Regions from separate parts of the Homo sapiens genome. Here region 2 is linked to region 1. A link is an interaction called in ENCODE POLR2A ChIA-PET data of the cell type or tissue named here. Cell type or tissue: PC-9. All regions are shown on one strand. Links, peaks and the distances in the headings refer to the core of each region. The heading gives the core; the rest is flanking DNA.

Region 1 (4,390 bases), core at 108-4,107:
CTTGTTAGAAATTTTTCCATCCCAGTAAATTTCATTCATATGTATACATTTGTGTGTGTAGGAAGACATTTTTCCCTAAAAGACAAAGATTTAAGAGACATTCTGGGTAATATTCTGTAGATCATTTTTTGTGGCCTGATTCAGAGAAAGTATTTATTGTCTATCTTTTTTTTTTCTTTACGCACATCTCTTTTCTCAAGTGGTTCCTTTCACAGGTTTTCACCAACTATTAAAGTGATTAGCGTCTGTAGTTTTTTCCAATCTCCCACTAGCTATTAATGATATAATAAAAAAAATCTTAACCTTGTCAAGTTTGAATTTAAAACTTAAAAAAGCCAAGAGCCAGGTTGCAGTTAAAATTCTCCTGATAACTTGTTTTCCGAGGGCCAGTGACTATTAAAAGAAACTCAGAGAAAACACGAAATCTGTCAGACAGCTACTTAGTGACAGAATTAAATGAATATTGTTAGGTAAGTGTTTTAATAACGCAGCATTTTCGAAGCATTTTCTGAAGATTATTTCTCATTGGCCCTGTCATAAAGTGGTAGCAAACTGCTTTAAAACAGTAATCAGACCGAAAGTAGTTGAGGAAGCCTATGACAGGAAGTTGTTAATAATATCCTTCGAAATTTACCTGTGAAATACAGAGCTTGACTACTTTTGTAAAAGTGGAATTGAAAGTAAACGGCCTCTGTAATGCAAATCGACCAGCAGCAAGAAAGCCACTACCTTTGGAGTCCCACGACTTCACCTGAGCTTGCAATAGACCTTGTGCGCCCTTTGGTTCATGGAATCAAAACTGTTTTGACATGTTGGCCAGTGCCCTTCGGTGTCACTGAAGCTCAGCCCGCGGACGGCGGTGTGTCAGTGTGCACCGGGAGGCCTGGGCCTCAGTCCCTGGGCTCGTGCCTACGCAACAGCAGGACCGCCCGCGGCCTCCCAGGACCAGTGACCGTCACCCGCAGTAAGGATCGGGGCGGCTCCGCCAGTTTCGGCCCTCTTTCCAAGACCTCTTTCCAAGGCGCTCTTTCCTAGCCTCACCCGAGGGCCGCAGAGCCGGACCTGTGCCGGGCGAGTTGGATTTAGCCCAGTTAGAGTTAAGATGGTATCATTAGCTGCGCACAGCGTGACTTCCCGCTAATCCTCTCTGCAACTTACAACAAGTTTAAATGTCCATGCATGATGTTATTAACTGGCTTTAGTAAGTGCTTAAGACCCAGATCTCTTTTTAAAGTAATCTCTGAACAAGTTCTACTGTATCCACCCAACAAGGAGATTAATATTTCCAGCAAATCTGATGATGGGGTAAGATGTGCCCTGAGCTCCTATGGGCAATGGGGGTAGAAGTGGGAGTTGCCCCAGGGAAGGGCCCAGAGTGGCAAGCGCTCACCAACGCCGGCCACCGAGCAAAACTTCCCCGCCCCCGCCCCCCACCCAGCTTCCCCGCAGGGAGACCCTTTCCGTTAGCAGCTTTTCACTAAGTTAATAACGGTGTGTGTGTGGTGGTGGCGGGGAGGGGGGATTTGGGGGTTACACAATATCTATATCAATGATATTGATCACGTCCAGGGAAGAAGCCTGGGCAAAACTAGAGACACCGAGTGTCAGCAAAAGAAAGCTTCTTAACCACAAGTTGCGTGCCGCCTGAGGAAGGTGCCCTGTGGCAGGGGGTGGCCGCTGGGAGATGCCTGCCTCTAACCGACGTCCAGGCGTGACTAAACCTCGACGCCACCCCCATTCACAAGCTCAACTCAGGGATTCCCAAGCAACCGCAGACCGGAGGTGGCGCAGAGGCAGTGACCGAGGTCGCTGATTAGGGGCCGAGAGGCTGGCAAATAATAATTTTAAAAAAAAAAAAAACCGGAATAGCCTTCGCGGACGCAGCTCAGCGTGCCAGGCAAAGGACAGTCTGACGACCCGCCCCTGCCGAGCCCCGCAGCGCGGCGCCGGTGTCCAGCAGCCTCCAAGGCGCCGAGCGCGGGCACGGGAACTTGAGCTAGCGCAAACTTGGGCGGCCTCCCAGCCTGCTACCCGGGCCGCAGCGCGCCCCCGGCCTCCCAGTCGCGCGCCAACCCGGGAGCGCGCGCGCCGGCGCACCAGCTCCATCAGCTAGAGGAGCCCGTCTCCCGGGAAACACCAATCAGACGCCCGCTTTCAGGCGAGGGCCGCGAGCCGCAGCAGCTGCAGGAGGACTCGGGCAGTTGGCGGTCACCGGGAGGCGTCGTCCTGCCCCGCGGCGGGCCAGCCGCCTTCGCTGCTGCCACTGCCTAGCCTAACCGCATCTGCAGCCAGTCACAGAGTCGGCTGTCTCCTCTTTGCACCGCCCACGCCAAGTACCTTGCAAGGCGGCTGCTAAGCCTGGCTAATTTTAGATCTCCAGAATGCGCTATGCCCGCGCTCAACTAAAACCAAGTCAAACCATCAAGCACAGTGATGTGCTGCTTTTTGAACAAATATGGCTCAAAACTCCGTATTTCCCTGAATAAAGTCGATTATCTGCACTTTTTAAAAGCCCTACCCCCTGTGGTCTGGCAGTTGGCTGAAAAGCGGAAAGCCACACGCTCCCACCTCAAACATGGTCATCACCTTTCTAAGGAAGTGCACTAACTCTCGCAGCCCTGATTGAGGGCAGATAAATATTCCTTAATATCAATCACAACTATATACTTTCCATTTCCATTCACCATCTTAGAATTAATTCCACAAATAAGTCGAACAGTTCCCAGAAGGGGTGAAATGGGTTCTCTGAGCAAACAGGAATAGAGGGTTCTGCTGATTTCTGTACTAGGTTGTTTAAGTTGTGTTAAGAACCGATGAGCAAAGAAACAGGGTTAACAAAGCCATCCATTAAAATCCAGAGACACTGAAGAACTGCCTTACATGTCCCAATTGCTGTAGGACCTGTTTAACTATCTCGAAGTAGTCATGTTAAAACAATCGACCCAGCATTATAGATATCTTTTTTACTCAATAACTGATTCTAATTAGTTCTTAGTCTTAAAGAACACCTTGTCCTGTGTTGCCCATCTCACCACTGCCACCCCCAGTTCCCACTAAATGCAACATATTATGGTGTGTTTTACTTAACTGTAGCACATTAGGGAGGAAAGGGTATCAATTTTCTGAAACCACAGTGACATTTCCAGATGTATAGATTCATAGGAAAAAAATAGATACATAGACAGTTACATACTGTCATTCATTTTCTAGCCACATTGGAAAATAAAGCCTTTGGTTTCATCTCTCCATTTTTGAAAAGTCAAAATTCCTAAAATGCTAAAATATCTTAAAATATTTATATGTATCCATCTATATGGCTTCCTTATAATTTAAATGGTTTCTTAATTTTCATCAGGCTACACAAAAATCAAATTAGAATTTTATATTTTTCCAAATAAGAAAATTATTTTAATTTTAAAAATAAACACAAAGAACTCTTGTGGTGGAAAATTTACTGTTCAAGGTGACCTAAAGAACAGTCACTTTGGAAAATATTCCATTTTGAATGTAAATAATGCATGTCTCATTATTATGCATAATAGCAACTTCATTAAGGGATTGATACTAGTGAAAATACCCATTCACATTCAGCAAGGACACTGAAGAAGTCTTCCTGAATCTTTTTTTTAACCTTTATCCAATTTTCATTTTTGTTGTTGTTTTGTATTTTTTGTATGACTATGTTTATCCTATATCCTTTATTATTTGATTAGTGAGTGACTTTTCAATGTTAATTTTCTGGTATAACAAAGTAGGGTAAAGAAAATAAATGGGTTCTATCTTTATATTTACTTTTACAGGTATCATTTTATCACCCTATTTCTAAGTATTTCATGAAAAGATTCTAGATGTCAAAACCTGCAGTTAACGTTCCTGTTTAGAAATACGCAAAATAATACCTTTGACGTTGGCAACTCAGATGTATTATTCAGCAAAACAGCAATTACTCATTGTTTTGCACTTACATGTTAAGAACTATGAGACACTTGGTGACACAATAACAAAATTGCAAAGTCAATTACATTTAAAATAGACATCCTAGTAAAACATACACAACCAACTCCATTTACTTTTTTTGAACTGTTTTGTTTCCTTTTTCTGACTGTTTACAGTCAAATAGATTTCGTGAATGTTAAACCGAAGGATAACTGATTTACACACATCATGAGGGGGAAAAAGTTAGAAAGTAGGGGGAGGGGCATAACATAAAAAGGAAGTGTATTCCTGGGCACGCCAGAATCCGCCTAGGGAGGTGCCAGAATATTCTTAAATATTTTGGGAAATGATGTTCTTTTGCAATGTCAATCACAGTGGCAAACTTTGAAAGAGCAGTGTGCCATAATTTAAAGCAAAATTTAAGCTAGATTCACACTAACAATTCTATGCAGGA
Region 2 (4,390 bases), core at 153-4,152, 410 kb before region 1:
GCTGCAATTTATAAATTCAAACTTTGAGTACTGTGTCAACCTCAAGAGTTGACATTTATGTTTCATTAAACTAGCTCTCCTGCTGACAGATCAAAACAAAGCATACATTGTTTACTACTGAAAGGCATATCTGCATATATACTTGGGACTCAGACCACCCCAAATGGTTTCAGTTATCTCCCTAAATATGTTAGAAAAGAGAAAATAAAAAAGAGGATATTATATCCCAATGACCTTCCTATTCATTTGTTTCTTGACTGTTTACATGTTTTAGAGACAGCAAGATATGTTGAGACAGACTTCTTAGGGATGCTCATATAATTTATACTCCAAAAGAAGATGTAAACTGCCATTTCAACCCAAGTTCACATAAAACTTAGAATTCACACTAGATGTATTTAAACAAACCATCTTTGAACAATTTATGTATAAGGAAAACAGGGTCCAAACAACAAACATCACTCAACTACCCGGTTACTGATGTATCTGGCACCCAGACAATTTCCAACTCAATGCTTTTTTCACCGGTCTATTTGGTGTATTCAATGAACATTTATTGAACAACAAACTACATGTGTGGGGCACTGGACCACTAACAATGGGGGAAAAGCACACATTACAATACAATTGTAAAGGTACTGCAACTGTAATTGCTTACAATACAATGTAATAAGACAGGAAGAGGATTCTATGAGAAATTATTGAGAGCAAAAAGGTGTAAAAGGGCATTTTGGAAGGTAATGCATGAGTCAAGACACAGTGGACTGAAGTTTTGAGAATCATCGGTGATATCTGCCTCACATGGAAAGATCCAGATAAAAATCAAGGATCCCATTTTTACACCAAATCCTGGGTCCCCAAAAGACAGAAACACTACAGAACAAAATAGTGAATTTAACTGCAAGGACATTTTTCCAAGGCTGGTGGCCAGCCCCAAGCCAATCAGCCCATTCTTCCCACAGGAGTCTTACTTCTCAGCGGGAGGTAGGATGTTTCCATACCTTCCAGGTGGTCAAAAGCATGCTTTTCTTATCTAAACATGCAAAAACCTGAATATCCCCTACGTAACTGCCATTAGCCATCCCTAAAAGTATATCGCCTACCTAGCTATTACACACCAAGCTAAAAGTTCTCTCATAATGCCAAGTAATTTCTGATGTCCCCAAAAGTAAAAAAAGTCAGATAACACTACACAAAACAGAGCAGCAACTTTGATTCTGAGAGGGATCGCTCTGCTTACAATTCTTGCGGTTCCATGAGGAAAACAGAGATTTCTTCCAAAATTGTGGTACCTCTGTTTTTCCCAGGGAGACCCAGGCTGCTAGAAATTGCCTTAGGTTATCTCATGTGGGCATCATGGGTAGTAAGAGGACAGACAGAAGCAAATGGAGAAACAATTCAGTCGACTGAGAAAAAAAAAAAAAAAAACAACTTTTCCTCAAAAAAACAAGATCCAAGAAGACAAAAAAGCTTATAAAGGCCTTTTAAATATATGTATAGCTTACCTACCAGCTTTTAATTAACCTGACTTTTAACCATAGAGCTCTTTTAAGGAAATCCTTTTAAATCTCTGTTTACCACACTCTAGCCAGGACAAACAGATGACACCTCTGGCTTTTAAGCCTTCTTTTTTTTCCCCAGTAAGCCTTAACTAAGATTATGACTTAACCACTGACACATTAGGTATTTCCAAAGAAATGGAAAGTGGTTTTACAAATGGCAAAAGTAGCACAAAGAAAGGAAAGTTTTGCCACGCAAACTGGGTACAACTCACATTTAGGTCTGGCCACATTCTCCAGAGTCTCAGTTTCCCAGCTAACCATCTACATACAAAGGCCTCAAAGCCCTGTATGCCCTCCACAGAAAGAAAGCAGGAAATGGAAAGCTGTCCATGGGAGGGAAAAGGGTCAATAAGAGGCAAAATGTCTCATAAATGTCAAACCAGAAAGGACTCAGTCCCTAAGCCAGGTATTGAATCCAGGCCATCATCACAAAAGGTAAAAGCCTTAGCTACTGAGCTTCAGTGCTGGGCAGTCACCATTACTCTTCCCAGAAGGAGCCTAGCACAGTCATTTTTGAGCTTGCAAAGCATTTCTAACTGCACAAGGGGATTCTCAAGGCTAGTCATGACACTGTTATTTAACCTCTTTTCAATTGTTTGGAATACAAGATTTCTAAAATCTTTTTTTCTTTCAATCTTGCACGTAGTTCCAATGGCAACTCAACCCAAAAACTTTTTTTAAAACTCAGATCGTAATTTTCCAGGTTTTTACCATATAAGCAAGAGGTATTTCCAGAGAAGGAGTAGAGGAAGCATCCCTACTCCCCAGAATTATTATCCCCAATAATTCTCTCAGAAAGAATGGGCTTAAGATAGCAAAAGACAATAAAAGGCCCATAGGGATGGGACCTTTTAAGACAAAACTCACTGAAGGACTGGATACACTGGGGCCGAAAGTGTGCTGGCCTTTCTCAGACTTCCAGTCCTTTCAGATCAGCTGTTTCACATGAACCCCAAAACTCCCACCTCCAGATGGCAGAGACCAAGGGAGTATCCCCACGTGGTCACAAAGTCAAGCTCCAAGGACACAGAAGAAGACAAGAGGGAAACCTCATCCCATTTTTGCCTCAGGAACCCACAACAAAGTTTTAACTAACCAATCTGCAGGGCCAGCTGGACCAGCAGGCTTGCAGGGGTCCTATATCTATGTTCTATCCTATGGTATCTTTCACCATGATAGAACAACACAGAAAGACACCAGATTCATTACAGCCTAAGACTAGACTCATAAATCTTTTTTCCCATTAATCAAAATCTTGCAAAGGAGACAAACAGTGATTTTTACCATTCACTCTGCCAGTTTGCACAGAGAGAGAGAAAGAGAGAGAAAGAGAGAGAGAGAGAGAGAGACCGAGACCAGAAGCCTGGCTGGTAAGAAATTCTTACCTTTTTGTTAGCTTGCCAGGTTTCTGGTTCCCTCTTCCTGAGTGGCTTTGGTGACCCTGCATGCTCTGCTATAGCTGTGGGGGCCAAGACGTGTTACAAAAGAAAAATCATCCTTTTTCCATTTCATAGAACTATAAAAAGCCTATCATTAATATTTCCCATTCCAGCCAGAGTGATATACATATAAGAACACAGACAAAGACAGACAAGAGGCCTCTCAGAACCAGAATCCTGACCAGAAAAGTGTTTTTCCAAACAAGCCCCTGTTCTCCATCTAAGTGGAGAGAAATCTCCCTAAACCAAGACTCTCTGTACAATCTAAGGAGAGCTAGGTTGGCCCAAAAGGCGCCAACCAGAACAGGAGAAGGAAGAGGATGTTGGTAGTGCTTTGTACACTCACCAGCCTAGTTTAAAGACATCTTCCAGTAACTGTTTCTTCACTGCAATTAGGCCCAAGCACTATGGGTTGACCGCGTCTCATTGGCAGAGACCGTATCAGAGATGGCCCTCAGTTCGAGACAAATAAGAAACGCCCGAGCTCACTCCCAGTTCCATTGTACCAGTGGAAGGCTGAGAGATAGCAGACAGGCACCCAGAAGGGCAGATCTTGGACAAGCCCCTAAATGTGTAATTGCCTGATGGGCTCTTCCTGACTGCTGCATAGACAAAATCAACTTACAGAGATCACGGCACTGCAATAAAGAGTTTAATTAATGCAAGGCCAACTACATGGAAGAAATGGCTCAACTGACTGAGTGAGACTGATTTGAGTGAGAAGCGACTGATTTGAGTGAGACTGATCACTGCCCAAAGTCTCAGAGGCTAAAGCTTTTGTGGACAATTTGGTGGACAGGGGGGCTAGGGAATGGAGACTGCTGCTTAGTTGGGGATGAAATCATAGGGGTAAAGAAAACGGTCCTCATATACTGAGTCTGCCTCATATACTCAACTGGGCCACAGGACCAGATGAGTCATGAATCATGGGTCTGCATGTGGTTAGTCTGAAAAACATCTCAAAAAAACCAATCTTAGGTATTACAATAGTGATGTTATCTGTAGGAGTAACTGGGGAAGTCACAAATCTTGTGACTTCTGGCCACATGACTCCTGAGCAATAAGGGATTATAAAAACTACACCTACATCTTAACAGAACTCAAGCTCCTCCCACAATTCTAATCTTGCGGTCTTTCACTAGTCTTAAAAGGCAGTTTCAGATTGTTTCAACAGGGGGGATTAGTTTTAGGAAGGAACTATTATCATCCTAGCTTCAAAGTTAAACTATAAAATAAATGCCTCCCAAGGTTAGCCTGGCCAATGCCCAAAAATGACCTAGAACAGCCTGGAGGTTAGAAGCAAGATGGGAGTCAACTATGTCAGATTTCTCTTGCTGTCATAATTTTGCAAAGGTAGTTTCAAAAAGAACTATATATCAATATAACAAA

Evidence for each region. Peaks named below come from ENCODE experiments on the same cell type or tissue, not always from the same donor. Only the 100,000 strongest peaks of a DNase experiment are listed, where the experiment ranks them.
Region 2: POLR2A ChIA-PET joins it to region 1 with 12 read pairs; 3 of 35 experiments call an interaction of 5 or more read pairs at or near these places.

The regions. Positions count from the first base shown.
Region 1 is chr5:88,658,973-88,663,362 of GRCh38, forward strand. All of the region lies in intron 2 of MIR9-2HG (MIR9-2 host gene), which reads right to left. Among named protein-coding and RNA genes, the nearest start is that of MIR9-2, 5.8 kb to the right of the region's middle. RefSeq lists enhancers at 403-916, 917-1,428, 2,025-2,850 and silencers at 1,970-2,159, 2,480-2,559. In PC-9, for the core only: no CTCF peak of the experiment used is centred there; DNase peaks (open chromatin) are centred at 1,749 and 2,259; H3K4me3 peaks cover 1,719 bases; H3K27ac peaks cover 332 bases.
Region 2 is chr5:88,247,304-88,251,693 of GRCh38, forward strand. All of the region lies in intron 1 of TMEM161B (transmembrane protein 161B), which reads right to left. Among named protein-coding and RNA genes, the nearest start is that of TMEM161B, 19 kb to the right of the region's middle. In PC-9, for the core only: no CTCF peak of the experiment used is centred there; no DNase peak of the experiment used is centred there; H3K27ac peaks cover 32 bases.